2 separate regions of the Homo sapiens genome follow, and region 2 is linked to region 1. The links are chromatin loops, found by intact Hi-C in ENCODE. Cell type or tissue: mammary epithelial cell. All regions are shown on one strand. Each heading gives the region's core, and the rest is flanking DNA. Links, peaks and the distances in the headings are about the cores only.

The links. A loop is a pair of places that touch in the nucleus more often than their neighbours do. Peaks named below come from ENCODE experiments on the same cell type or tissue, not always from the same donor. Only the 100,000 strongest peaks of a DNase experiment are listed, where the experiment ranks them.
Region 2: it touches region 1 in a loop (3-fold over the local background); 3 of 110 quality-filtered maps call a loop at or near these places.

The regions. Positions count from the first base shown.
Region 1 is chr7:126,566,777-126,582,593 of GRCh38, forward strand. All of the region lies in intron 8 of GRM8 (glutamate metabotropic receptor 8), which reads right to left. Among named protein-coding and RNA genes, the nearest start is that of MIR592, 480 kb to the right of the region's middle. RefSeq lists an enhancer at 7,370-8,569. In mammary epithelial cell, for the core only: no CTCF peak of the experiment used is centred there; DNase peaks (open chromatin) are centred at 7,725 and 8,155; H3K4me3 peaks cover 302 bases; H3K27ac peaks cover 2,192 bases.
Region 2 is chr7:126,694,827-126,710,643 of GRCh38, forward strand. All of the region lies in intron 7 of GRM8 (glutamate metabotropic receptor 8), which reads right to left. Among named protein-coding and RNA genes, the nearest start is that of MIR592, 360 kb to the right of the region's middle. RefSeq lists enhancers at 1,926-1,995, 5,919-7,118, 6,195-6,514, 7,847-7,896. In mammary epithelial cell, for the core only: no CTCF peak of the experiment used is centred there; DNase peaks (open chromatin) are centred at 3,815 and 6,405; H3K27ac peaks cover 2,436 bases.

The sequences.
Region 1 (15,817 bases), core at 3,845-11,844:
CTAAATGTTTATTGGCAGATGAACGGAAAAGAAAATGAGATGCATAAATACCATGAAATATTATTTATCTTTTTTAAAGAGGAAATTCCGCAATATGTGACAACATAAACAAACCTTAAGGATATTAGCTAAAGGAAATAAGCCAGTAACAGAAAGACAAATACTGCATGATCTCACTCCTATGTGGAATCTAAAGAAGTTGGTCTCATAGAAGTTAAGTTTAGAATGGTGGTTACCACTTATATGAGTCGAATCATATAATAATCAAATTCATAGAATGAGAGTGGGATGGATGTTGCCAGGGAATGGGGGCAGGAATAAATGAGAAATTACTCATCAACATTTTAAAGTTTCAATTGAGCAAGATGAATAAGCTCTAGAGACCTACTGGACAACATTGTAGCTATAGTCAACAATAATGTATTGTGCACTTAAAAATTTGTTAAGGGGATAAAAAATGATGAGTTCATGTCCTTTGTAGGGACATAGATGAAGCTGGAAACCATCATTCTCAGCAAACTATCACAAGGACAAAAAAACCAAACACCGCATTTTCTCACTCATAGGTGGGAATTGAACAATGAGAACACATGGACACAGGAAGGGGAACATCACACACCGGGGACTGTTGTGGGGTAGGGGGAGGGGGGAGGGATAGCATTAGGAGATATACCTAATGTAAATGATAAGTTAATGGGTGCAGCACACAAACATGGCACATGCATACATATGTAACAAACCTGCACGTTGTGCACATGTACCCTAAAACTTAAATAATAAAAAATTTGTTAAGAGGGTAGATTTCATGTTAAGTGTTTTTAATTATAATACAACAGTTTTTTAATTGTGTATGCTTTTAGTGGTAAATAAATTAGCTCTCTGGTGCAAAAAATAAAATAAAATAAAAAGATATTTCCCCATTACTGATAAGCCTCCGGTTAGGTAAGAACTTGGTCTCATGTATAAATCCTCATTGCTCCCACCCAGCTATAAAGAGACAAAAATAAGATGTTATATCCAGAAAGAGACTATCAACCCTGGACCCACCATCATCCTTGCCCATGAGTCCTCATTCATACTTTGATTGGACAAAATAACATCTCTAGTTTACAGTGGAGGATGTAAGGGGTAAGCTTCAGAGAGGATATGAGGATTGCTGTCCTAAATGATGGTGAATTAATTTTAATAGCCAAAAATTATCAGAAAGCTATGGAATCTGCACTCAACTCTTCTACAGGACAGAAAAGGAAGAAATAATATCTTGTTTATATCTCCAACAAATTAAAATTATTTGGTAAACTAGTTAAAATTATAAAAAGAAAAGACATTTGCCTACTGTTTTATATTAGTTTTAGTGAGGGGCTCAAAGTTGGAAAGAAAAACAGAACAGAGATAATGAGGCAAAGAAGGAAGGAAGCTTCAGGAGTGTGTATGTGCCTCCTCTTTACTTAGACCTTCCCAACATGAATTCAATATTCTGTTTAAAGTGAACATTCAAGATATCAAACATATCCATAGTTACGTTAACAGAAAGAAAAATATATATTCCAAAACTAAAATATTTCCACATAAGCCATTACTTTCATATTTTAAAACTCTATTAACACAGGTAATTCGGAACTGATGTAAGTCTTTAAAACTAAGTTATTTAGGGTTACCTGATTAGCATACAAAACATCTGGGTTTCTAGGTTACATTTCTCCAAGAAAACTGCAGAGCTCCTCCCTCTCTCTCCCTCTGTCTCTCACCTCTGCAGACTATTATTTAAACTTCATATAATTGGGAGTTGAGAAGATTTTTTAAATGACTGACTTTGAAGTAAATGATTATTCCTAAATTTATATGCAGATCATTAAACTGATAAAAAGTACTACAAAAATTTATGTTGTCCTTCATTTTCATTATAAATGACCACATTAAAGTTTAAAAATATTGATCAAGCTACAAAATAAAGGGAATGATTCTTCCATAAGATTTTGATAATCTTAAAATTAAATCAAAACAAAGGGTGCTGCTAGAGCCTATTTGGTGACTTCAGCATTGTGACAATTGTTTGTAGCTCTTTAATAAGTTGGAAATCATTTCAAAGGGATTTGGGATCTAGCCAAGATGAAACGTACTGAGCAACTATAAAATCACTATCAAGGTTGATACTACTGCAAGGAAAATCAAAAAGAAAAAACAATCAGGATACATAATCCTGAATAAATAAACCAGAGAAGAACAATGCCTTTGTCAATCACCTGCTAAACAGCAGTGATTCAGCCCCATACTCTGAAGACTTTTCAAAATTCCACTCTATTATACTTCTTCAAATTGTTTTCTTTCCATTTATGCCCCAAAGTTTAGCTGCTCCAATGAACACACAAAAGATCCACAACTATCTAACAAGAAAAATTTTGTTTCTCCTCTCAAATCAGTGGGCCATCTAAAGACTGGGTAGTTTCTTACTCTAGTTTTGTTTTGTATTTTACATAATGTAGTCACAAGCCAATGTTTCTCTAATTTGTTCCTTAAAATGAAGCTGGCAAAAGTGCCACATAACTATTGTTTGCACAGAGGTACTTTCCAACCTGGGTATTTAATGACCATGACAGGCTCCATGTATCCACATGTTTGTTCCCCCAAGACATACTGAACTTCTTCAAAAAGAAACAAAAATGCTGAAAGTGAATTTTATTTTTAATTATATTCTACTACAGGAAGAAAACGACACTTTGTGTCCACATCAGAGCTGCCAGTCAAATACTGACACACCAGTAATTCTCTAGCAGTGTTAGCACAGAGTCACTAAAATTGGAATGAAACCACATGGAGAACTCAGGGAGGAAGCGTTCTGTAGGAACTGTTCATCAGTTTTGCTGTGACAATAGAAGGGGCCAAGTGGTTTCTCTCAGTAATGTGTGGTAAAGCGTGTCTTTTCCCACATCCTGCCAGCAATATAAATTATCCAAAAATGCAGTCTCATCCATTTAGAAAGAAAATCTACTCTATTATCAGCTGCAAGGTGTTAGAACTCTAAGCTGAATACAGAAAGGCAAATTACAGGCACCTAAGTCAATCCTAGGTCTGCCAGTTTTTCACATCTAAACAATATCATTCTTAGACATCATCCTTTTTAAATTCCAGTCCTTAAAAATGCTTGGAGTTATCAACGAGGGCTTGAAGAACAACTTATCCCCATAAGATGTAATTTTCTTTCTCCATAGTCACCTGAATTGAGTCTATTATTTATCCACATGGATTTCATGACCAGAACATTCTGATTTTCACTGTAACTCTTCCCTGGCTCCAGATTACATCAAGTTTTCTAATTTCCTTGATTCTTAAACTAACTTGATATTTTCTTTTGTTGTCTATTGCCTTTTTCTTTTCCCTAGCTACTTCCTTCTCATCTTGTTTATTTTCAATCAATACTTTGCCCTATGCCCACTCTCTATATTACATATTCATATGTTCTGGCCTTCTGTAATTTCATTTGTAATTTCAGTTCACCTGTACTTCCCCACTGGGAGACAGTGTAGAACAGTGTTGGATGAAAAATCCTTGCATAAGTGAGCATGAAGTGGGATATGGGTCCTAGACATCTGTCAGGTAGGATACTTCTTAAATTATAACTTTAGGGCTCAAAGCATTAAGCCACTCCAGCTGCAATAGCCTACTTCATTGTATGAATATAAAATAAACTAGACATTAGAAATTCAAAATATCTCCTGTACTCCTAGACAGCAATCCACCCACTGACAAGAAGTCTCTAAAGAAGTTTTTATAAGTGGTAACAATGAATAATTTTGCACTAGTCCCATCACCCATTTATTGGAAGGTTGAAGACTTATTGAAAAACATCTTCCTTTACCTGTATGCCACTGACACTAAATTATAAAACTACTAAAAATTTCAGGAGCATTCTCTGGCATTCCCCCCATTACCCCTACCCATAGGAATTACCATGACACTTCCCCTGGCTACTCCAGCTCAGGAAAACCAGACTTGGGAAAGAGCAACAACACAATCCAAGACTCTTTCTGAAAATAGGTGTCTAGTTGATTCACATCTTCTTTCATAAATACCCCAAAAAGTTGAGATCCCCAAACCTTGGCTTTTCAGAACATATATTCAGAATGTCAGCAGAATGAGTTGTGATGATATTCAAATACCATTTCTGTGATGTTTGTCACTTTTTTTCTAAATCTAATTGTCTGCATAACCAACAGGCAACTACCCTCTTCATAAATGAGGCAACATTGCATGAGGTCACTTTCAAACCACACTGACACAGCTGGCCTAGGACCTGGCTCATGACTTGCTGTTCATCGCTCCAGAGCCCTTCTCAGTCTAAGTATGCAAGAGAGAATAAAGTCATTAGAGATCATGTAATTATACAAAATGTAAAGGAAATCATTACTAATACAAGAAATTTTTAATAAATATCAGAAATATAAAGTAGAAGTCCATAGGTTGATAGATAAAAATAAGTAGAAAATTCACAAACTGAAATATACTGCAAGACAGCTTCAATTACAATCTATTTTCCCAAAGGGAACCCCATGGAGACACAGCACACAGAGATAGGAAGTAATTTAGATTTTATGAGATTTAAATGAGATTAAATACTGTACTGAAAATAAAGAGTCTAACTACAGAGCCATTGATGATCTATATACAGGACAAGGATGGGAGACCCATCCCACTCAACTGGCATTTACCCCTGGGCAAGAAACCAGAGGGCTCTTCTTTAAGAAAATGAACAAAATTCTGGGAATAGTAAGATTTCTAGTGTGTGTGCTGGCCCTTCCCATAGGAACAAATATCCTCTTTGCCTGCCAACAAGTATTTCCCACTCTCCTTTGATCTGCATAGAGTCTGAATCCCTGGGCTGCCTTCCCCTTCAGATCAGAAATCTAGGGCAAAAACAAGTCAATCGTTTTTCATAGCAGCAGAGGAGACCAATTCCAAATATACAGGATTTTTTTTTTTTTTTTGAGATGGAGTCTCACCCTGTCACCCAGGCTGGAATGCAATGGCATGATCTCGGCTCACTGCAACCTCTGCCTCCTGGGTAAAAGTGATACTCCTGCCTCAGCCTCCCGAGTAGCTGGGATTACAGATGCATGCCACCATGCCTGGTTAATTTTTTCTATCTTTAGTACAGATGGGGTTTCACCATGTTGGGCCAGGCTGGTCTCGAACTCCTGACCTCGTGATCCTCCTGCCTCGACCTCCCAAAGTGCTGGGATTACAGGCATAAGCCACCACACCTGGCCCCAGGAATGTCTTAAACCATGTACCACCACATAGCAGGAGAGGACAGAAGATAAAACGAAACTCTCTGGTCTTGGAAGACACTGAATTATTCCAAAGAAGGAAAATGAACTTTTAAAAGTTATAAGTAATATAGAGACTAGAGAGGAAAATACAACCATACATACAAACATAAAGGATAAAATTGAGAACATGTAGAATGCATAAAGCAAAAAGATAAATATGAGAGACAGTGTTAGCAAGATAAAGGATCATCCCACAGAGTATTATTTGGTTAAGAGAATTCCAAAAAATAAAGACCAGAGAAGATTTGTATGGTATAATATCTATAAAATAATACAAAGAAATATTCCAATGCTGATAGATAGACATGAATGTCTACATGACAACATCCGATGGCTGCTCTGCACAGGGAATGCTGGAGGATGCCAAGTTACCCCTAGTTTCCTACAAAGGTATTTGACTTATTATTGACAATACTAGGTACTAAAAATAACAAAGTAATACCTTTAAAGTTCTGATGGAAAATTTTCTATTATTGTTTCCAAATCCAACAAAACTATCAATTGAAATGTAAGCCAGAATAAAGCTATCTATAAGACATTTTCTGAGGTAACTTCCTTCCTTTGCACCTATCCTGGGAATTTCTTTTAGGATGCACTCCAAACATGCAGAAGTAAACTAAGAAGGAGGAAAACCTGGAATCCATGAAATGATATTCCATCCCAGAATGGTAGAGAAAGGAGAGAAAGAGGGTAGTTTCATGGTAAACTAAAAAGCAACCAGCAAAGCTGAAAACAAGGAGACACAGAGGTACAGAAGTGACATCCTAAGGGGGTTGAATGAAGACCCACAAAGATAATGAAGACAGAGAAAGACACAGAGAGAATGCATAACCACAAACGGTGCAAGAAAAACTAAAAGAATGATGATTGGAAACAACATTAAAATTTTTTAAATCTAAATATAAAGCAAGTAAAAATGCATTAGAACGTTAAGCGATAGACTGAATATAAGAGAAGACAATTCAGGTGACCTTGATGCCAGCAACATCCTCTTTTAAATGGCCCCAGGTTTATGGTGTCAGATATTTTGAAGTGGGAAATGGAATCTTAGTCCAGAACTTAAATAATGTTTACACAGTCATCATAATGTAAATGTTTGTTTTCTCCTATTAGAGTCAACCCAGGAACAAAGAAAAAGAAAATTTTATTATTCTCACAGGATAGAATGCCAGTGTTCACAATGGGATGATGTAAAAGTGTGGCTCAAAACAAACAAACAAAAAATAAGTTGTATATGTGAGAAGAAATAGTAGAGCAAAGTATATATATTTTAGCATTTTTTAATGAAACAGGGAGTCAAGATATATGTCAAAAAGCTGTAACCAAAAATAGAGGATTAAGTATACTTTTCTGGGGCCACAAAATTTACTAGAAGAAAAATCAGAATCTCAAAAATATACAAAGCAAGCTTTGGGGAGGGAAGAGGGTATAAAAGACAGCAAAAGTAAACAAATTCTTACCTTTATTTCATTTTATTTATTTTTTAATTTTTTTTTTTTGAGACAGAGTCTCACTCTATCACTGAGACTAGAATTCAGTGGCATTATCTCGGCTCATTGCAACGTCCGCCTCCCGGGTTCAAGTGATTCTCCTTCCTCAGCCTCTCAAGTAGCTTGGACTACAGGGAGTGTGCCACCATGCCTGGCTAATTTTTGAATTTTTAGTAGAGACAGGGTTTCACCATGTTGCTCAGGCTGGTCTCAAACTCCTGAGAGTCAGGTGATCCATCCACCTTGGCTTCCCAAAGTGCTGGGATTACAGGCATGAGCCACCATGCCCATCCTCAAATTCCAACCTTTCTTATCACATTCTCAGAAAATAACCTAATAGATGAAGAAGTTGAGGTATAATACTTGTAGTTATTAACAAAAATACTGCAAACAATTCAAAAAGGTTGCCTCTCTAAGGAGGTCCAAAGGTCTGGAGAAGTGAAATCAGATATTCTTGCTTTTGACTTAAAGCAATCTTCTAAAATAAAAACTTCAAAAGAAATTAAGAAGTAAAACTTAAAACACCATTTTAAATGACACTGTTACCATCACCCACCTACCCTGGAGAAGAAATGCACATTTCTGGCTTCAGCCAATGAGGCTTGTTCAATGTTCCAACACTGAACCATAGCTATTGGTTTAATAAATATACCATTACATCAAAACCATTACTATAGTTACTGGCAGAACATTGAACTCCTCATCAATGTGGGAGATAAGCAACTCCACTGATTTTGGCTGGAATATAATACAGCTCTTAGATAACCTTAGAGAGTTCCAGCATGACTGACTGCAGGCTTGGCAAGCAGTCCAGTAAGTCTGTAAACAGAGACTAAAGGGATATTAAAAAAGAATGTGATGAATTTGGAAAACCATGTATTCATCATAACACATTCCAATGCTGGATGTGTCATCTCTAAGGAGTTAGGGATTTTCCCACCTATTATACGGTCAGTGATGAAGCTACATCTTCAGGACTGAGGTTTGAAATCTTACTACCTGAATCTTCAGATGTGTTTTCCAACTCTCTCTTCACTTTGCTTTTTTTCTACAGAGTTAAGTCTTTGAGTGCTTTGTGATCTGAAATCCCCCAAGGCAACTAACATTCCACTTCTTTTTCATTTTCTTTTTAATTAGACACTCACAGAATACACTGTACTATTTTTTTTAGAAACAGGCTCCTTTTAATTTTTTTTAGACTGTTTTGCAGACTGGCCCCAAGACTACATCTACTATCTGATACCATTGATCGACCTGACTGTTAAGGTGTGGACTCAGCACTTCCTGTGAAGAGGTTCCCTGATGAATACTGACTCTATTAGGCAAGGGTAGTATAACATGACTCACAGTCTTCTGTCAGCCCTATTGAATTCCAAGCTCTGTCTCAGAACTGGCTCGAATTCTCTGGTGATTCCTTTTCCCTCAGTTAACTTTGAGCAACCATATACTATAAGGGTAGACAACAGATCCTCTAGGGCAGGGGTTCCCAGCCCCCAGGCCATAGACTGGTACCGGTTTGTGGCCTGTTAGGAACTGGGCTGCGTAGCAGGAGGTGAGCAGCACAAGCATTACTGCCTGAGTTCTGCCTCCTGTCAGATCGGCACAGGCATCAGATTCTCATAGGAGTGTGAGCCCTATTGTGAACTGAGCATGCAAGGGATCTAGGATGCATACTTGTTATGAGAATCTAATGCCTGATGATATGTCACTGTCTCCCATCACCCCCAGATGGAACTCTGTAGTTGCAGGAAAATAAGCTCAGGGCTCCCACTGATTCTACATTATGGTGAGTTGTATAATTATTTCATTATATATTACAATGTATTATAATAATAATAGAAATAAAGCACATAATAAATGTAATGCACTTAAATCATCCTGAAACCATCCCTCTCACCCCAAGTCCATGGAAAAACTGTCTTCTATGAAACCAGTCCCTGGTCCCAAAAATGTTGGGGACCGCTGCTATAGGGAATAAAATAAAATCTGCTACTTGACTCATGAGTTGTATCTTTGAACTTAAGGTAAGAAAAAAAATTTAACCAAACCAACATAATTGAATAATCAGATGTCAATGTGGAACTCAGAAACATTATCCTTGTTTACATACACACTGTTTTTTGAAATTGTAAGCCTGTGATACTCTCGCATTTGTGAGATGCCAACCCCTAAAAAAAAATTGTATTTCCTAAGGCAGTATAATGAGTTTTGCTTTCTTTCTTATATTTGTGTCTCTCTTATTTTGAGAACTTAACTTCCAAGTGCAATTTTTGGTCTTGAACCCAAATATATTTCTCTCATCACCCAATTATTAGCTCTCATCCACTCTTCTCCCAGAATGGTTACTAACAAGAAACATGATGGAGGCTGATGGAGGCAACCACTGTGTAATGCAAACAGCTTTAGTATTGGTCAAATGCTATAGCTGGAGAGTCATGAGTAAGCCCTTTCTAGTCTCTGAGCTTTGGTTTCCTCATCTGTAAATATGTTTAACATCTGCAAAGTCAATGCCCCATGTAGACAGGGCCCAGCATTATGTAATATTTAAAAACTAAATTCTCACCAACATTTTGAGAAGTGATTAAAATATTTCTTGATGTCACTCACAAATGGCAAAAGAAGACTCAATTCACAGCACAGAGCAAACAAAAAGTCATTTTCCCCAACTTTTTGTATTGTTCTGTTTTGGTTTTTTGTTTTGTTTTTTGAGGCAGGGTCTCACTCTGTCACCCAGGTTGGAGTGCAGCGATGTGATCTCCACCCACTGCAACCTCCACCTCCTGGCCTCAAGTGATCCTCCCACCTCAGTCCCCCAAGTAACTGGAACTACATGCACAAGCCACCATGCCCAGATAATTTTTGTATTTTTTGTAGAGACAGGGTTTCACCATGTTGCCCAGTCTGATCTCAAACTCCTGAGGTGAAGCGATTCATCCATCTCGGCCTCCCAAAGTGCTTGGATTAGAGGCATAAACCACCACACCCGGCCCCCAGCTTTTAATATCTCTAATACTTGCAACTATCCTTAAATCTCTTTCTTCTGTTAAACCTCTACAGAAATCCTCTATCAGCCCACACTGACTGACTCTCATCTCTTTTTCTCTCTTCCCACCTTTTTGGTATTTTCATTTTCTATTCCTTAAAATGTCAGTGAGGATCCTGAGCTCCTGAGTTTTATTCCTCAAAATGTCAATGAGCTCCAGTCTGACTGCAAAGGTGGGTATTTCTCTCTTCACTATCAAAGTCTAATTATAAACCAGACTTACACTTACAGCCCCCATTGACTCTGTTGTATCCTTTCTAGGTCAGTGAGGTGGTCTTCTTGTCTTCTTCAAAAGCACAGGTTGTGCAAGCTTTTGACTCCAGGAAAACATCCTAAAGCCAAACCATGTAATCATTCATTTCACTACCAACCCAATGGCTCCAAAGCTTATCGTAGCTGTCCTGTTTCAGTGGGAAATTTTATCCATAACTCACAGTCCTATTTTTCCAAACTTGGCCATCAATTCCTTAAATTCTTAGGAGTACTGGTGGTTTCTAAGTCTAACCATAGGATAAAACCACAGTCAGGAGAGCAGAGGTTTAGGTTATCACCCAATCTAGGCATGGGTGCCACATCTCCTTCCTCCATCCTGAATGGTATCTCGTTTCTTAACATAGCTGACATCTTGGGAGATAAAGTTGAAAAGCCAATTTCCAATCTGCAGTTACCTAAAGGAACTTCCTAGAAGTCTTGATTTAGTGTAATCATTTAACACTAACTTTAAAAATAATCCATTTAGTAATCCAATACCAAATAGTAGATTATCACCCCAAAGGGCTACTCTTAATCTCAGAGTAGTAACAAAATTTCCCTCTAACTTTAGTATAATATTTCAAGGACAACGAAATACAAATTTCTGTGAAATTTCCAAAGTGTAAAACACTATGAAGTTCTACTCTAATATATGTCCTAGATGATGATTTACTCCAAAAAAAAAAAGTAGATGTGACATTTTACATTCCAGTACTGTAACCACAGAAAACTCAGCTGCCTCATGGAACTATAACATAATGTCTAAACATCAAAAACTAATTCGAAAGCAACTTAAGTATTAATTGAAATTTCTCAGCAATGCCAAAAGATAAATCTCTATGTAACCCAATGCAATTTCTTAAAAGCCTTTTTGTACCCTCTTGAGCATGCTTTCTCCGTGGAAGGCCTCTCAATTCAAAGCATTTTTTTTCTCTCTCTCTCCTCGCCTCTTTTAATGTGTATCTTTCTCATTTTGCAGCTGCCCCAAAGACTCTCTTTCTTCTTTCATAACTCTTAAAATCTCCCACCAAACCCAACCCATGCTTCTTTCTCTATTCCCTCCTTTTCATCTCCTAATCTATTCATTTCCTTCTCTTATGTTTTTAGTGTAAATCAATCAAACTGATTTCAATGATTCCTGACTCTCCCTCTCATTCATCAGTCTGATTATGGGCAGCAAAGATGTTTCTTTTTAAAGAGAAGACTAAAGTGAGAAACTCTTACTAGTCTTATATCCATATTTTTCCTGTTACATATAAAAAGCAATACCCATCATAATGGGTTGATTGGAAACTCTATGAAATTATGTATTTACATATATTTCTGACATGTAGGTTTTTTAAAGAATTTTTGGTTAAAGTAATAAAAATAGTAAGATGGAAAACAGGATACAATTTGTCCTCTCTGGATACAGCTGTTCAGTCTCCCTATCCCATTTCCACTTAGCATCCTAAAGATCGAATGGAAATAACAGAAAAGAGAAGGATAAAAGATGGCAGAAAGGAGATTAGTAGTTTATGTGAGGAAGGAGCAAGTGGTGTGGAGAAGAATACAGTTTGACTTAGTGTGTCTGCTAGCTCCATGAGCTGAGCTGTGCATTTGCCAGGTGGTGAGGAGGGCAGAGGCAGCCACAAAGCTCCCGAACAGCTGTTCCTTTCTCTTCTTCCACTCAACATTTAGAGAGTCTGGGCAGTTTAGGGGCAGCCACTAAGGGAGCAGCAGCAGATGGCTGTCATGCTGCAGAGGTGTACTCTAGAAGGATGAGGGGCTCCAGTTACAAAAAGCAGCTATCTTTTATGTGCTTTAAAGATATGTGCTAAAGTCTACTTGAAGGCTGTATAAAGGCACATTAATAAAAATCACCATTTTTAATTTGGTCTTTAATTCAGTTCTCTAATTTTAGTAGTATTTTACATTAGATATTAGCTATCGGACAATTATTAAACTTAAAGAGGAAAAAAAAAGAACTTAAAAAAGACCTATTTTTCTCTTCCCATCCTGGCCTCATCCATTTGAAGCAAGGGTGACAACCTTGTTGTCATAACCCTACAAGGAAATTTTTCACATTTAACCCACATTTACTGAGAATCTACTCTGTGTGCCAGTAATAGTACCAGACTTTTTCATGGCCATTATCTTACGTAAAGTAGGTATGAAATGGTATTTTTCTAAGTAGAGGTAAAGGATTCTACTCCTCCCACTAAAAATACAAAATAAAAGAAAAAGAAAGACACAAAAGTTAGAGAAAACAAAATATTAGAAGTTTGGTTCTGTTTAAATGTATGCAAATCCAATTAGGACTAAATTTACACTTCAAAATATGTCAAAAATTCTCTAACAGGAAAAAAGGACAAAGTTGAATTTTGTTTTCTGTTCTTTTCATGTGACTTTTTGTGACTGGTATTCTTTATACAAAATGACTATGGCTCCCATAAATAATAACCAACAATTCTATAGTATTTTGAAGTTTTCAAAGTATTTTCACATAAAAAAATTCTTTTGATCTTTAAAAACTTTCTATAAACTAAGAATCTCTATATAATAGGAACTTTCGATTCACATATGAGGAAAGATTTCAGTGCAGTAACATGCTGACTGGAATCAGCCTCAACACTGGAATAGTGACATTTAATAAGTCCATGGCAGGCAATAGACCTGACAAGTAGGCTTTGCTCTGATGCAGGCAGAACATGTCATCATTGTCCAACTAGTTTTATAAAGTTTTTATGAGAAGGGAAAAAGTAGTTGGTATTCTAGGAAAAGGAATTTTTACTTGCCTTTCTTCTAGATCGCACCAGGAGTGTCCATAATTTGTCAACTGAAATAAAGCTCAGCCCCAGTGTCTTCTAAATTTGTCCACTAACTCATTCACCTATGCAAAATTGTGGCATTTAAGGAATTAGTAAAAACTAATTAACTTAAATAAGATATTTATTTAATACTCTGTTAATCAATGTTATAGAAAAGGTTACTAAGTAAATTTTGAAATGATATATCTCCCTTAAAAGGTCCCTAAATTCCTTAAAATGAGATCAGATAAATATTAAGGAAATATTACAGAATAAATCAGGATATTTGGTAAAAAGAAAACGTGCTTATCCCATATGAAAAAAAAAAGTTGTGGTTAGAACAAATTAGTATTTTTAAATTTTTTTCAGTAAGTTATAAATTAAATACATGCCTATTCACTAATAATTCAAATGGCCAAAGAGCACTGTTAAATGATGGTTTTCTCTGAGGGCCATCTTTTTATAGACATTGATACAGTTAATCTTCCTAATGTCCAGCTGGCATCAGGTTATTTCCTTAGAGTAGTGACTGATAATAGTTATCGGATAAAAGCCATGTTCCAAGTTGAAATCCAAACTCCAAAATTTTCTTTTTAAATAGGACTTCTATGATTTCTCTTCTTAGTCCCTCTGTTTTTCATGAAAATTCCAAGACTCCCTCTTTTTGCCTTTGTGCAATCCATTCTCTACCCCTGGTATTTCCTATCTTCATGTCCCTTGTCCAGAATAGTCTAGATCCATCTAGCTTAAATGTGATCTTCTTCTTAAGGCTTTCTTCTTTTTCCTAAAATCTCTTTCTTCTGCATTCTCGTCTACTTAAGATTGATCATGAGCTCCACCATCTCCTGGTCTCCCATATCCAATCAGTCATCAACTTCTGCCTGATTTCCATTTATCGGTATTCCTGAAAGCACGAACATTGGCATCAGATATATATGCTTTTGAATTTTAGCTATGTCTCCACTAGCTGAATGAACTTAAATAAGCAACTTATTGTTAATCATAGTTTCCTCTTCTATAAAATGGTCATTCAAAGAGTACCTAATTCACAGAATTATAGTAAAGATCAAACGAGTTAATAAATATGTAATTCAACTTAGATGGAAAATTCAATGGAAGCCAACATTTCTCAAAGTAGGTTTAAGGAATATTGGTTCCATAAATATTCTTCAAATAAAAAGGAATTCGTAGTTAAAACAACTTATTAAAAAGTATACCTAATACCCACTTCTCTGTCAGTCATGAAGTATATTAGCACATTAAAGTCTCCAAGAGGTCTTAAAAAAATAGAAAAAAAAACAATTATCCTAACATTCCCTAAACTTATTTGACCAGGAAGCCTTTTTATGCATATATAGTAGCTACTTAAAAGCCTGCAGAACCAGTGTTCTGAGGAAGGCTTTGAGAAAATGCTTACCTGGACAAGAACCACAGCTATCATCTTGAAAGTTATTTCAGCCTTAGGTTTTCAATTTTTAGAAAAAAATAAAAAATAAAAAATAAAAACATTGTGAAAGAGACCATCTCCTAATGTTCAGAGTCATTAGAAATTCTCAGAAAATGAATAAAATTCTGCCCTTTGGGAAGATATGCCCAAAAGGGTAGCAGAATGGTATTAGCTTTCCAAGGCCAATTACTTCTTAACAATCTCTTAAAGGATATGAAAAAGTTCTATTTTTCATGGAATGCCCAGTAATTGCTTATCCAGCTGGTAGCAGATGCAAAACTTCATCTCAGGAGGAAAGCTTAACGTACAAATTTGTGAAGACCTGATAAAGAGTGAGAAGAACTCTCAGGAGTCTCAGGAAATGAATAAGTTCATGCCTGTGATGAAGACAGAATTGAGACGTGATCACTATACCTGAGGTCTAATACATCTACCTTCAAACATAAAACTGTTTACTCTATACAAATAAAAGGGCAATACAGGTACACCTCACATTACGGTGCTTTTTTTTATTGTACTTCACTGATAGCATGTTTTTTTGCAAGTTGAATGCCGAGCAAGTCTCTCAGCACCATTTTTCAAACAGCATGTACCCACTTCATGTCTCTGTGTCACATTTTGGTAATTCTTATATTTCAAGCTTTTTCATTATTATTATATCTGTTTTGGTGATCTGTGGTCCGTGATCTGTTTTGTTACTATTGTAATTGTTTTGGAGTGCAACAGAACTACACCTATATAAGTCAACACAGATAACTGATAAATGTTGTGTGTTCTGACTGCTCAATGAACCCCCTGTTCCCCCATCTCTATACCTCTCTTTGGGCCTTGATATTCCCTAAGAAACAGTAATATTGAAATTAGGCCAACTACCAACACTACAATGGCTTCTAATTGTTCAAGTGAAAGACATATCTAACTTTAAATCACAAGCTAGAAATGATAATATTTAGTGAGGAAGGTATATCAAAAGCTGAGACAGATAAAAATTAGGCCTCTTCCACCAAATAGTTAACCAAGTTGTAAATGCAAAGAAAAGTTATTGAAGAAAATAAAAAGTTCTACTCCAGGGAACACATAAATAATAAGAAAGTAAAACAGCCTTATTGCTGATATGGAGAAAGTTTTAGTGGTCTGGATAGAAGAACAAACCATCCACAACATTCCCTTAAACCAAAGCCTAATCCAAAGCAAGGTCCTAATTCTTTTAAGTCTATGAAAGCTGGCAGAGGTGAAGAAGCTGCATAAGAAAAGCTCGAAGACAGCAGAGGTTTGTTCATGAGATTTAAGGAACAAAGCAACCTCTATAACATAAAAGGGCAAGGTGATGTAGCAAGTACTCATATGGGAGCTAAAGCAAGTTATCCAGGCAATCTAGATAAGATAATGAATGAAGGTGTCTACAACAATCAATAGATTTTAAATGGAGAAGAAACAGCCTTCTATTGGAAGAAGGGGCCATCTAAGAC
Region 2 (15,817 bases), core at 2,720-10,719, 130 kb after region 1:
GATGTCCATGCAATTCTTGTTCAGCTCCAAGTCCAGCCAGAGGCATTTAATGTGGCCAACAACAATGGTCTCATGCCTTGATTCTAACATGTATCTGGGGGTCTGAGCTTAAGAATGGAGAAACAGAATGTAAGTGGTCCTGTCAGTTGTTAAACTACTCTTTCCCTGCATCCCCAGTCTTGCCTCATAGATATCCTCGGAATAAAATATCATGATTTTTAAGCATCTCAGTTTGTACTAGGATTGCATTGATGGGTGGCTTTTCCAACAGAGGAGGAATAGAGATGGGAGGGACTGAGATGCCTATATTCGAGAAAAACTATTTCTAGGCAGATAGCCAAATCTTGATCCATCAAAATACTAAATTAGTAATATATTAAAACATTTTTAAAGGGAATTCTGTTATTATTATGAAGAAAATGAGAAAAGAATAATATTCCATACTGATATCTTCTATCATTTGGAAATACCTACTTTCTTCCAAGAACTGTATAATGTACTAGAGACATAAGATTAAAATATATGGTCCCTGTTTCCAAATAGCTCATAGCATGGAGACCAGGCTGACCAGGAAACAGTATCAGCTATGAAACGGAAGTACTGAATTACAAGGAGTAGATGGAATGACTGCCTAGCTGAAACTGTAAACATCAAGAAGAATTCCTGGATAATGTGCCCTATGAATTGAGTTTTACAGGAAGAGAATCTCAGGCAGAAGAAAGCATATTAGAAGGCCCAATGCTGTGAGAAATAACCTATTTACCTCCCTGCAAGTATTTCAGCAAAGGTCTTAATTGGTCAGTGACAATTAAGTAAAATGAAGGGCTTAGGAGGTCCAGATGATTAAGGTTTTTATTCGGCTTGCTAAGGATTTTGGACTTTATGCTAAGCCAATAAAAAGGTATTGAAAGACTTTAAGTAGTCAAGGATGTATGATCAGATTTGCATTTTAGAAAAATTTCTCTGGCCACAATTACGTAAAAAACAGAGAAGGATGGGGCGGGGGACACATTAGCACAAAAGAATAGTTAGAGGACAATTCTTGGCCATTCAGGAAAGAAATGAGGAGGGTCTTAAGTAGAGAGAGTGTTTCTGAAGAAAGATATTAAAGAGCCATAAGAGGCAACATATGATCACTGATTATAAGGTTGGAGAGACAGGGATAAAGAAAAGGGTGAAGGCAACCCAGCTTTCTGGCTTTTACAACCAGGTAAAATGTGATGACGTTCACAGAAGCAGGGAGTAACAGTGTGAAAGAAGGCTTGATTGAAGGTAGAATACAAATAGCTTGAGTTACCTGTGAAATGCACAAGTGGATACACAGGGCTGGGACTAGGGTGAAGTGAGTGATGCATGGAATTGGATGCAAAATTTAAGAAACAAAAACTCTTTGAAAAAATGCATTTTATTTTAAGTCTGGGATACATAAGTAGGATGTGCAGGTTTGTTACACAGGTAAACGTCTGTCATGGTGGTTTGCTGCACCTATCAACCCATCACCTAGGTATTAAGCCCCGCATGTATTAGCTATTTGATATTGATGCTCTCTCTTTCCCTGCCCCCTACTCCTGACAGGCCCCAGTGTGTGTTGTTCCCCTCCCTGTATCCATCTGTTCTCATCGTTCAGCTCCCACTTACAAGTGAGAACATGCGGTCTTTGATTTTCTGTTCCTGTGTTAGTTTGCTGAGGATAATGACGCAGTGGTAACACATGGAAGCCTCCTTTCTTTAAGGAACTATTACTGAGAGAGAGGCAGAAGGTTTAAAGGTTGTGTTTTTATTTATTTATTTTTACTTTTCTCTCATGAAATAAGAAACTGGAACATGTTTATTTGCTGAGGCTAAAAGGAACTGGCAATGGAGAAGGGACGTGGGAAGGAACAAATCAGAGAAGATAGATGCCAAAACAAAGACAGACAGAGGCTGAAGAAAAGGAGGCTCAGATGGGATTATTGTAGACAGTTTACTGAATACAGGCCTTCAAAACTGGGGGGCTTCCACCCAGGAAGTGAAACCATATGACCCAGCAATCCCTCTTCTGGTTATACACCCAAAAGGAAGTGAAATCAGCACCTTGTAGAAATATCCGCACGCCAATGTTCGTTGCAGCACTATTCACAATAGCCAAGATATGAAAGCAACCTAAGTGTCCCTCAAGGGATGAATGGATAAAGAAAATGCATAATATATACAAAAGAGAATACTGTTCAGCCTTTAAAAAAAAAAAGAAAATTCTGCAATTTGTGACAAAATGGACAAACCTGGAAGACATTATGCTAAGTGAAATAAGCCAGGCACAGAAAGACAAATACTGTATGTTCTCACTTATGTGTGGAATTAAAAAAAAAAAAAAAAAGTCAAGCCCATAGAAAAAGATAGTACAACAGTGGTTATCAGGGACAAGGAGGGGATGGGGAATGGAGAAATGCACGTCAATGGGTACAAAGTTGCAGTTACATAAACAACTGAAATAAGTAAGTCTCAAGAGCTAATGTACAGCATGAGGACTACAGCTAATAATTTTGTATTATATACTAGAAACTGGCTAAGACAGCAGATTTTAGGTGCTGTTACCACCAAAAAATAAAAAAGAAGGTAATTACGTGACATGATGGATATGTTAATGTGCTTGACCTTAGTATATTTCACTAAATATATATGTAATATACATTTATCAAAGCATCATGTTGTATGCCTTAAATATACACAATAAAAGAAGGAAAGTAATGCACTTTTATTGCCTGGACAACACATTAACACATCTCCCCATTGTGGGTCATTTTTTTTTCTTTTGAAATGTTTATAACATTTACTCACATCTTTCCATATTTCTGCCCATCCCCAAATTTAAGGAAATTAGTATGCAATACTTATCTGCCTGTAATCCCTTCTCTTTGGGGCATTAATCAGCAGTTACTAATCTGAAGATTTAACAAGGGAAGAACAAAGAAGCATTAAAAACACTATTTGCTGAAAATATAGAAGGGGTGCCTAAGTGTTGCTCACATCTCTTCAACCTTCAGGTGGAAATTATACTCAAGGCTGCAATGGCTGGAACCCCAAGTTCACTGAAATCTGCATCTTGAAGGAATTTTTGCACAAAACAGTTCTTTCATTTCAGAAATAAAATATTTACTAAAAAGTTGAGAAACAATGCAAGCAAATGCAGTAAATATTTGTTCTTCATGGAAGCAAGTTATTCCTTTACATACTCCTATTGTCTCAGTGAAGTTCTGGAGGTTTATACAAATGGAATAGATTGTGGAACTACCCCTGAGAACTACTCTTAAACATGCTACGTATTCAGGATGTCAAATTAAAGGAGTCTCTGAGGCTGCCGCTTCTCTGGTCATCTTTAATTAGACAATACTCTGGTGAAACCCTCACAATTAATATTAAGAGTTGTTCTTCTTCTACAGTAAGTGGAAGGGGAATTATGTAGTGGCTTGTTCTTTGTTATAATTTTATTGAGAGGGTTGTGGAGGAAGGATTGGAATATAATAGAATTGTTCTATTTTCTACCATTTACAGAAAACTAGATGAATCACAAAATTGAAGAAAAAATGATGCTTATCTTTTAAATATGTATTTTATAAATATTTAACTTATATTAAAATTACTTTCCACATATTACAAAATGCTCTAGGCATATCAGTGCATGTGTGCTACTCATTAAATGTTACTATGTCTTTCTACCACAGAGATTTATTTAGGAGGGAGATTGTCATGTTATTTCCTATACCTGGAATGACTCACACTTCTGTGCCTGTTAACATTTTATCCATCTGATACAATCTAGACCGTGAAACCTTTCCTAATCAAGCTATTTTTTCATAAATTTAACAACTGTCATAAATGAATTGTCTGTCATGAATGAATGAAGCAACAAAACAATGAATGACTCAGTGTGGGTTGGTTCTAAGAGTTGCATACCTTCGTAACCCCAATAGAGCTTGTTGGGGTGCCTGGAATATTAACAAGCCAAAAAAATACTTACTTTATTATTAATTATGTAGGCAATGCATAAATTGAAATACATTTATATTTCTCTCAAGAAATTCTCTCTAAATTATATTAGCTTCTGAGGAGAAAGTGTCTTTCTAGCAACCTGGCTTTTAAAACCATCATAGGCACTTTCTCTGTAAAGGTAAATAAACTTTCTTTGGAATGTGGTGAAAGAAGCTGTTAGATAATTTCTGAATGTCTGGTTTTATAATAAGGAGGGTCACTGTCCTCAAAGTTTAGCAATCACTAGACCCTGAGGGACTTTTATCTAATCTTAACCCTGCACCTGACTGCCAGGCAGAGCTAATCACTTAACCTCCCAGTGAATTAATGGGTTCATCTGTAAAACACGATTGCCATCAAAGGCATGAAAGGAAAAGACTAATGATAGACGGAATGAGGTTAGATTTAAAGATTCAACAAAGCCATCAAAATTCACAGCAAAGCCATTTTCCATTATTTCCCTCAATTGTAACTATACTGCTTTTATAAGAAGTGAATTCGACAAAAATAAGTTTATAAGAGTTCTGTTGTGCTAGTTTTTATCTGCTGGACTGATGCAGTATGTAAGAAAATTCTCTTGCTTTCAAAAATGTAAAATTTAAAGCACATTGAAAATTCATGATATTTCATGAGATGCCTAAGGATTTGAGACTCTGACAGACAAAAAAATCCCCTGTGATTTTGATAAGACTGCTAAATAAAAAAGCAGTTCATACATTATTTTTATCACCTTCCTCTTCTATTTCCTCTTTCATTTTTCTATTACATTTTGATTTTGACTTTTATGTTTCTGCATCTTTACTTTTCTCCACCCCTGGAGCAATGGGAAGTATTTTTTTGCAGGCTACAAGGTACCATTTTCAGTGTCTGATGAAGTTCTCCCTTTGGTGTGTGTCAAACAATCATTTCCAGCCTCCAGATAAAGAGACAGAGTGGCCCAGAAATGCCCTAAGCCCACTAGAGGCATGCTTGCCTAAGCTGGCTGCATCTCTCCAGTTGCAATGCACATTTTTTGGGACAATAATAAATACTGGCTCAAAAGAGAATGATGGAAAGTACATTTTTAGGAGATATGAGATCTAGGTCTATTGATGGATAAACTGATTTTTTTCCAGTCACTATAACATCTGTTCAGAGTAAGTAAGCATCACTGCACAGGGAGATGGAGGATGTTAACTGATATTGGGACTACAATTAGATAGAAGAAAACCAGAACCAAGGCACACACACTGTTCAGATAGTTCATAGGGTTATTTTAATCACTGATTCAACTTTACAGAATGAAGTTTCTCCATTCAATTTCACATCAGTAACTGCAGGTTGTATTATGTCTAAGATTGGTATAGAACAACAGCAATTTCACAATATCTAGACAATGAATGAATATTAAAAATCTATTTCATTAAAAAGCTCTTTCAGATACTGGTATCTGAAAGAAACCATGTTGGACGCAAAATATATCAAGAAATCAAGAACTCAATATAATGAAAATAAGGCTGAAGACTGCAACAGATTTGAATACAGCATGCCTCTATATTCTAGTTATTAATGATTGATTTTTAAGAAAACCTGTTTCAGTGAAAAGGGCAAGTAATCTTTTTTAATCTCACTTTAAAATATTTCCTAGAACTTTCTCATTCATTAGCTCACTTGATTCTCAAAACAATGATTCTCATTCATTAGCTCACTTGATTCTCATATTCTCATAATCCTAAAATAAATGTTATTATAATCTGTATTTTAAAGTTTAATATTTTGAAAGAAATAAATTACATAATTTGATGAGGGTGATAAATTGGGACTCCAGTCCCAATTTAGTTCACCCTGAGCAGGTCCATTCTCACATCAACCTGTTACACCATTTAAAGAAATAAAAAATGTCCATTACATATATTTTTAAGTTACATTCAGTCAAACAAGCAGTTACCTTAGCACTCAGATGTGTAAAAACCAGTGCAACAAAATTTCAGTTTTTAACAAGTCATCTGAAACAACAGAGGACATAATTTTGTCCTGTTCCCAAGATACTTTGTGTTTATGTTCCTAAATCCTAAATTCCTAAAATTGCATCCTGATAAAGAACAGTAAATTTGTTTCTCTACTATATTTACCATATTGCCTCATTACTTGATCCCTCCTTCCTTCCCTCCCTCTCCCCTTCTCTTCCATTCCTTCTTTTCTTCCTTCCTTCTTTTAATAAATGTATATATATATGTGTGTATATATATATAACCAATAATTACCAAGCACTTACAGTACACTGGGCAGAGTGCTAGGCTCTTCACTGAAAACACTTCAAAGTATAATAAGAGAAACAGGAAGCAATGAAATGAGTCAGCTAGTTTTGGAATCAGGTTAGTCACAGTTGATCTCAGCTGCAGGCCCGGAAGGTTGGGGGTGGGCTGCCTTGTATTGCAAACACATGCATCACATCACACAGACATCCTGCACGCTGGAGCACAGTAGCCTGTCAGTTCCCACTGCTGAGTCATTTACAGCTTTTATCGTAGTTAATGCCAATGATTATATATGTTAAAAGTACTTATTAATCCTTGTACCAAATATAGAAGAGGGCTCAGACGCTTCTTATCTCATGGTTCTTAAATCTAACCATGCGCCATACTCACTGGTAGTTTTACAAGGAATGGATTCTTGAGCTCCTCTAAAGAAATCAGTAGCTCCAAGAGAGATGTTTTTAAAAATCTGTTTCTAGTAAACTCTCCCAGTGATTGCTGAGTAACCTACTTAAAATGACATTGGAAAACCATACACTAGAACCCTGCTTTTGATTTTTGTTACAAGATCTAGAATCAAGTTCAAATAGTCTAGATAGTAAAATATTGTGAGAATTTTTTTTTAGTTTTAGAAATCCTACAAGAAGTATAAAACTATTGTTATAGTCCATGCAACCAAAATTCTTACCCAACTACTGGAAAATGAAGGAGTAAAAAGAGTTGGCCAGGGTAGAGACATCTGGATCCCTCTTCGGCAACCTAAGAAGATAAGTCTGTCAGAGAATAGTGATTATAATGAGTTAATGACTATATGCCTGGTTTGCTTTAGACAGCCCCATGTCATGCCTTCTGTCTTAGTATAATTATTAATCATGCTACCCATTTCTTTCTCCGAAGTGTCCCTATTTGAACAACAAGTTATTTGGTCACCCCAACTAAAAGGGAATCTTGTCAGAGACCAATGAGTGTCGTTTAGTGAATATAGAAATAATAAGCAGGCTCTATTTATTCATTTATTCAACTCAATTCAGCAACACATTTGTGCTAGCATTCGCACATGCCAAGTCCTGCATAAGTGAGGAAAGCCCCTTGCCTTGTGGAGCTTACAGTCCAGCAGTGGAAGACTCACACAGTATACAAATGAAAAACAAATTAAAAAGGATAGAGATTACAATAACTGCTATTATGGGAATAAAGAGGATGATATAATAGGATTTCATGGGATGGACAGGTGTAATGAGGGGAGGCCTTCTGGCAGACCATCATCTGTTTCAACCTCATTTTGCATACCTTCTTGTACTCCAGAAACTGGAAAGCTAAAAGCTATGTTTCATATCCTCCTCCGCAGCTAGGGATCTGGATTTAGACACAGACAACCAGATATACTCATGCGAAGCACTGATTCAGAACTAAACTGTAGAAGGACGACGCAGTGGCAGAGAAGGTGTCTACTTCACTGGCACAGAAGTCCAGTCTCCTTATTGTCAGACAGCACATAAGATGTGTTCCTGAAGGTAATGGTTCTGACCCCACTTCCTGATCCCCTACTCATGGTTATAGTAGTACAACCCTGAAGCCAGCAGTTGGGACAGCAGTCTTCTAACTCCCCAGCTTCCTGATGAGGCAGATGTAGAGGGCCAGTTCTGTGGTGGTGTTCTTGGAGTCTGGAATAGTTCCACATCAAGAGCTATTCCCAAGACCTTCTAAAAAATTGTAAGCACTAACTTACCATGTTAAGTTCCCTTCTGATTAAAATGGAGTGGTTTCTGTTATCTGTCACAGAATGCTAAGTGATAAAGACCTAAAGAATGAAAAGGAGTCATGTGGCAAATAAGGGGAAGAGAATTCCAGACCGAGAAAATAGCAAGCGTACAGGGTCAAGGCTGGGAAAAGACTTGGCACGTTCAAGCCACAAGAATAAAGTCACTGTTGCTGGAGGAATGAAGAGGTGGGAATGCGGAAAATGAGACACTGTGGGAGTCTGATTAGGGCCATGTCAGTGAGAGACAAGTTCAGATTTTTCCTAGTATATTGGGAATTCATTGAGGAGTTTCAATCAGGCATGATCTAGTTTTAAGAATATTAGACTAGATGCCTTGCAGAAAAGGAATTAAAGCAGGAAGATTAGTATAGGACTATGTCAGTAGTACTAGCAGGGGTGAGGAAAAGGAGGAATTAAATTCTTGGCTTTCAGCTAGATCAGAAGGTAGATGTGCTGTAATTCATTAAAACAGAGACGAATAGGATAGAATAAACATATGTTTGAAGCATCAAGAGTTTGTTTTCGTTTTGTTTTTGGGTATCTTTGGTTGCACAAGTCAAAGTTGAGATGCAAACCAGACAAAAGACTTTGACAAGGAGAGTTTTATAAATAAGAATCTGCAAAGGAACAGTCAGTTTTCCATGGAAATCCTCATCTAAACCAGGTCCTAGGGTCAAGACGTTTTAACATAAGAGTCAGAAACAAAACCTCAGAGCACAGTGCATCCAAGCACCTTTTTCGTTTTTTATACGAGGTCTCGTCTTTATCACTCAGGCTGAAGTGCAGTGGTATGATCACAGCTCACTGCAGCCTCAAACTCCTGGCCTTGAGCGACCCTCTTGCCTCAATCTTTCAAGTGTCTAGGACTACAGGTGTGCTCTGCCATACCTGGCTAATTTTTAAAATTTTTTTCTTGAGACAGAGTCTTGCTATGTTGCCCAGTCTGGTCTCAAACTCTTGGGCTCAAGCAATCCTCCAGCCTTGGCCCCCCAGCGTGCTGAGATTATAGGCTTAAGCCACCACACCTGGCCACCAAAGCACCTCTTTCTTATGTTGGCTGTTACCAAAGCCTATCAGACATTCCCTCTATTAACCCTACAACCACAGACCCTGTCCTTACCTGCAAATTCACGAACACTTCCTCAGGCCCAGGAAGAACTGGACGACTTCTGTCTACCTATACTACCAGCAAATGATTAAGTCAGACTGTCAGGACGTCTACAACCCTCTTATTATATGTTTCCTATATTCTTTCAACTCTGATCAGTTGTTGGGGGAAGTCAGGGACCCCGAATGGAGGGACTGGTTGAAGCCATGGCAGAAGAATGTGAATTGTGAAGATTTCATGGACATTTATTAGTTCCCCAAATTAATACTTTTATAATTTCTTATGCCTGTCTTTACTGCAATCTCTAAACATAAATTGTGAAGATTTCATGGACACTTATCACTTCCCCAATCAATATCCTTGTGATTTCCTATGCCTGTCTTTACTTTAATCTCTTAATCCCATCATTTTCATAAATTGAGGAGGATGTATGTCACCTCAGTACCCTGTGATGATTGTGTTAACTGCACAAATTGTAGAGCATGTGTGTTTGAACAATATGAAATCTGGGCACCTCGATAAAAGAACAGGATAACAGCAATGTTCAGGGAATAAAAGAGATAACCTTAAACTCTGACCACCAGTGAGCCGGGCGGAACAGAGCCCTATTTCTCTTCTTTCAAAAGCAAATGGGAGAAATATCACTGAATTCTTTTTCTCAGCAAGGAACATCCCTGAGAAAGAGAATGCGCCCCTGAGGATAGGTCTCTGAAATGGACCCTTGGGTCTGGCTGTCTTCTATGGTCGAGCTGTAGGGATGAAATAAGCCCCAGTCTCCCATAGCACTCCCAGGCTTATTAGGAAGAGGAAATTCCCGCCCAATAAATTTTTAACAGACTGGTTGCTCTCAAACCCTGTCTCCTGATAAGATGTTATCAATGACAATGGTGCCCGAAACTTCATTAGCAATTTTAATTTCACCCCGTCCTGTCCTGTGGTCCTGTGATCTCGCCCTGCCTCCATTTGCCTTGTGATAGTCTATTACCTTGTGAAGTACGTGATCTCTGTGACCCACACCCTATTTGTACGCTCCCTCCCCTTTTGAAAATCCCTAATAAAAACTTGCTGGTTTTGCAGCTTGAGGGGCATCACGGAACCTACTGACATGTGATGTCTCCCCTGGACGCCCAGCTTTAAAATTTCTCTCTTTTGTACTCTGTCCCTTTATTTCTCAATCCGGCCGATGCTTAGGGAAAATAGAAAAGAACCTACATGACTATCGGGGGCAGGTTCCCCAATAATCAGTAGCCCTGAGACTATAAGTTGAAGTCTGCTTACTTTGCTATAATTACTATCTGGAAAGCTGACTTGCTATTCTTATAAATATAATCCTAGCATTGCAGGATACCATGGGCCATCTTGCCAATCTCCTTGCTGCACAAACTTGCTAAGCCCATTACATATGCAAGTTTTATCATTATAATCATAATCATCAATACCATTGTGGCTGAGGTTGATGTTATGATTGCCATACATTGAAAAGTAGCTATGTAAGTCACTAAACAAACATTTTATCTCCACTTAAATATATTTGTTTGTCTGAAATAATTACAGAGAGAATATACATAGATCTATGTGTGGACAAGCCTATCTGTGTACGTGTGTGTACATATATTTGTGCACAGGCCTAAACAAATATATATGTATGGACGTATATGAAACTAATATGTAATCAGTTAAAAAGTTAGGTTAATATACATAGGTTAACATGTATGTATATTAAACTAACAGGTTATCATGAATGTGTTATTTGAACTCATAGTCATTAAGAGATGTAAAACTGTTAAGATTTTTCACTGTTGGAAAACATTGGAGAGCCTCAAAATATTTAAACATCTAATCTTTAAGTTGAAATGATTCACACTAAAAGAAAATAAAAATATCTGAGCATATTTATTCAGGAGCAGCAGTAAATTAAGAAACCAAGAGTTTTTTTAATGAGTTTTCACTATATTAATTTCAAGCTATTTATTATGTTATGGGCTGTCTGGTTTGTTAAAGCCTAATTAATGTAAGTAAAGAAGACCCAAGTAATCATTAAATATATCACTATGAAATGAATTTTAGATAAAAGTACCATTACTTTAAGAGAGGAAAGAACACATAATTGCCATGGTTGATATTAATTTTAATGTCATGGAAAATTTATTTAGTAGGAAGATGCTTGCAAGTAACATCTGAATTTTTCTCTTTGTTTCAATATCCATGTAAACCTGAGAGAAATTGCCTAGTAGATTTTAAAAATCTATAGTATAGGTGTTTTAATCAGGGGTCTCCAGAGAAACAGAACCAATAAGCCAATTCCTTATAATAAATACAATTTGATATAAAGAATGGCTCACATTATTATGGTGACTGACAAATCCCAAGGTCTACAGGGTGAGTTGGCCAGCTGGAGACCCAGGAGTGCTAATGGTCTAGTTCCTGTCCAAAGGTCAGTAAGTTTGAGTCTCAGGAAGAGCTTATTTTTCAGTTCAAATCAGAAGGCAGAGAAAAGCCAATGTCCCAGTTTGAAGTCAGTAAGGTGGGGGGAAATCTTTCCTTGGAGAAGGTCAGCCATTTTGTCTTATTCAGGCTGTCAACCGTATGAATGAGGCCCATAACATTAGGAAGAGTAGTCTGCCTTACTCAGTCTACCAATTTAAAGGTAAATCTCAACCTAAAACACCCTCATAGAAATGCTGAGAATGATGTTTAACCTGGGCACTTTGTGGTCCAGTCAAGTTAACACATAAAATGATCACCACATTAGGTCAACTCTCAGAATGCAGAATGTTTTGCCTTTACTAATAATTCATGCTAAAGGAAAAAGTGAACATGAGTAGTTACAGCCACAGATAATATAAGATACTGTAAGTCTGGTTTCAAAAAGCATTATGTGAATTCTTCACATGTTATTTTCAATGGTCCTCCTTATTCAATAGTTTTAATATATACCTGGTATCTGCCATGTCTACCACAAAGGTAGACAAAATGCTCACTGGGGTCCTAGTCCTTTTTACCTCATGCCTACCTGGCCACCTTATAGCTGCTCTCTCTTCAAGACAATCTACTTTCTACATATTTACTACATAAATATTCCTGGCTGGGTATCGCAGCTCATGCCTGTAATCCTAGCAATTTGAGAGGGAAAGGTGGGCAGATCGCTTGAGTCCAGGAATTCAAGACTAGCCTGGGCAACATGGCAAAACCCTATCTCTATTTTTTTTTAAATGTCTAATGAAAAAAGAAATCCTAAAACACTGTTATTATTACAATGCTCCCCTGGCTCAGGAACCTACCATGGCTCACCAGAGAAACAAAGGTAGATTAACTTTCACCTCCACAAAAAGACTATAGCTATTATTGTGTACAAGTATTTTTTTTTAAATAAGGCTAAAGTTTCTACACTGACTTTCAGAATTTCAGAGAGGAGTCCAAGTTGTAAGCCAGCTGGAAACAAGATGACTACTATAATGGCATGAGAGTGTTCATTAAGCAAATTGTATCTTGCCTTAAGGTATGTATGTGGGGAAGGGGGTGTATAGTATTAGACAATGCTTCATTTAACTAGACTTTCTTTTCTTCATCAGATTTGTTTACTTCTCCTATACTCTAGGTCTACGCTAGGCTCTAGAGTTTCAACGCATTAAAGGTACAGCCCCCTGATGGAACTAAATAGAGAACCCAGAAATAAACCCATTCATATATGGTCAACTGATACTCAACAATAAGGAAAGAAAGTCTCTTTTATAAATTACATTTGAAACACTATCTACATGAGAAAGACATTTGCCCTTTATCTTACACCATACACAAAAATCAACTCAAAATGGATTGAAGATCTAAATGTAAGACTTGAAACCATTAAAAGCCTAGGAAAAAAACATGGAGAAAATCTCCTTGACATTGGTCTTGACAATGGTTTTTTGGCTAGAACACCAAGAGCACAGGCAAGAAGAGCAAACAATACCAAGTGGGACTGTATCAAACTAAAAAGCTTCTACACAGCAAAGGAAAGAGTCAACAAAATGAAAAGGCAACATGTAATGAGAGAAAACATCTGCAAACCACATATCTAATATTCAAATTATATGAGAAATTCATACAACTAAATAGTAAGAAAATGAAGAATCCAATTAAAAAATGGACAAAAGACCTGAATAGGCATTTCCAAAAGAAGATATACAGATGTTCAATAGGTATATGAAAAAATGTTCAACATCACTAATCCTCAGAGAAATACAAATTAAAATCATAATGAGGTATCACTACACACCTTTTAGAATATCTATTATCAAAAATGAAAGATAAATGCTGTCAGAAATGTGGAAAAATGAAACTTTTGTACATAGTTCGTGGGAATGTAAATTAGTGTAACCATTACAGAAAACAGTAGGGAGGTTTCTCAAAAAATTAAAAATAGAACTACCATATGATCCAACAAATCACTACTAGGTGTATTTCCAAAGGAATGAAATCAGTTTATTAAATAGATATCTGCACTGTCATGTTCATTGCAGCATTATTCACAATAGTGAAGATATGGAATCAGCCTAAGTGTCTGTCAATGGATGAAATGGATGAAGAAAATGTGATATGTATATATCTATATATATGATTCTATATATATAAAATATCATATATAGATTATATATCACATAGAGAGAGCTCCATATATATATATGGAGGCTGAATAGTACATACAGTAGAGTACTATTCTAAGGAAATTCTGTCATTTGCAATAACATGGATGAACATGGAGGACATTAAGTGAAATAAGGCAGGCACAAAAAAAATACCTCATAAACTCAGTTATATGTGGAATCTACAAGAGTTGAACTCATGGAGGTAGAGAGTACAATGGTGGTTACACCAGGGGCTGGAATACTTGGGAAACGAAGGATGTGGGGAGCAGTTGGGGAGATGTTGGTGAGGGGATTCAAAATTTTAGACAGGAAGATTAAATTTTAAGATGTTTATTGTAAAACATGGTGATATAGTTAATAAAATGTATTCTACCCTTGAAAACTCCATAAAAAGTAGAATTTGTGTTCTCACTGCAAAATATGTGAAGTAATGCATATGTTAATTAGCTCAATTTAACCATTCCATGATGTATGTGTATTACAAACAATATGTTATACAAAATAAATATATAAAATTTTTTGTCAAATAAAAAGTTTTGAAAAAACAAGGAAAGGCTCTGAATAGACGTATTTCCAAAGAAAATAGACAAATGTCTAACAGGTACATGAAAAGATGCTCAACATTAATAATCATTAGAGAAATGCAAATTAAAACTGCAATGAAATATCACCTCACACCTATTAAGATAGCTGCTATGAAAAAGACAAGAAGCTAGGTGAGTAGCTCATGCCTGTAATCCCAGCTATGCAGAAGGCTGAAGTGGGAGGATTGTGTCAGCCCAGGAGTTTCAGACCAGCCTAGGCAATATAGCAAGATCTCATCTCTGTTTAAGAAAAAAGAAAAAGAAGAAAAAGAAGAGGAGGAGGAGGAGGAGGAAGAAGAGGAAGAAGAGGACGAAAAAGAGGAAGAGGAAGAAGAAGAAGGAGGAGGGAGGAGGAGGAGAAATAATAGAAGACATAAGTGTTGCAAAGGGTGTGGAGAAAATGAATCCTTGTACACTGTTGGTGGGAATGTACTAGAACAGCTATTACTGAAAACAGTACAGAGGTTCCTTTAAAAATTTAAAACAGAGCTACCATATGAACCAGCAATCCCACTTTGGGTATATATCTAAAAAATAAAATAAATATTTTGGGGAGATATCTATTCCTCCTTTTCCATTGTAGCATTATTTACAATAGGGAAGCTATGAAAACAACCTAAGTGTCCATGGACAGAAGAATAAGTAAAGAAATTGAGGTACATATATACAATGGAATATTATTCAAACATTAAAAAAAGAAAACTCGTCACTTGCAACAACGCGGATGAACTCAGGGGACATAATGCTATGTAAAATAAGTCAGGCACAGAAAGACAAATACCATTATGTTCTCACTTACACAGGCATACCTTGTAAACATTGCAGGTCCAGTTCCAAATCACCACAATACACTGAATATCACAATACAGTGAGTCACACAAATATTCTGGTTTCCCACATAAAAGTTAGTTTTATACTCTATAATAGTCTACTAAGTGTATAGCAGCATTATGTCTAAGAAAGTGCATAATTTATTTTAAAAATATTTTATTGCTTAAAATGCTAATTATCATCTGAGGCTTCAGCAAATCATAATCTTTTGGCTAGTGGAGGGTCTTGCCTCAATGTTGATGGCTGCTGACTGATCAGAGTGGCGGTTGCTGAAGGTTGGAATTGTGTGGCAATTTCATAAACGAGACAACAATAAAGTACGGCATTGATTGACATATCCTTTTATGAAAGATTTCTCTGTAACATGTTATGCTGTTTAATAGCATTTTGCCCAGAATAGAACTTCTTTCAAAATTGGAGTCAATCCTTTCAAGCCCTGCTGCTGCCTTATTAACTAAGTTTATATAATATTCTAAATCCTTTGTTGTCATTTCAATAATGTTCACAGCACCTTCAACAGAAGTAGATTCTATCTCAAGAAACCACTTTCTTTGATCATCCATAAGAAGGTACTCTTCCTCCATTCAAATTTGATTATGGAATTACAGCAATTCAGTCACATCCTCAGGCTCTACTTTCTAATTCTAGATCTCTTGCTATTT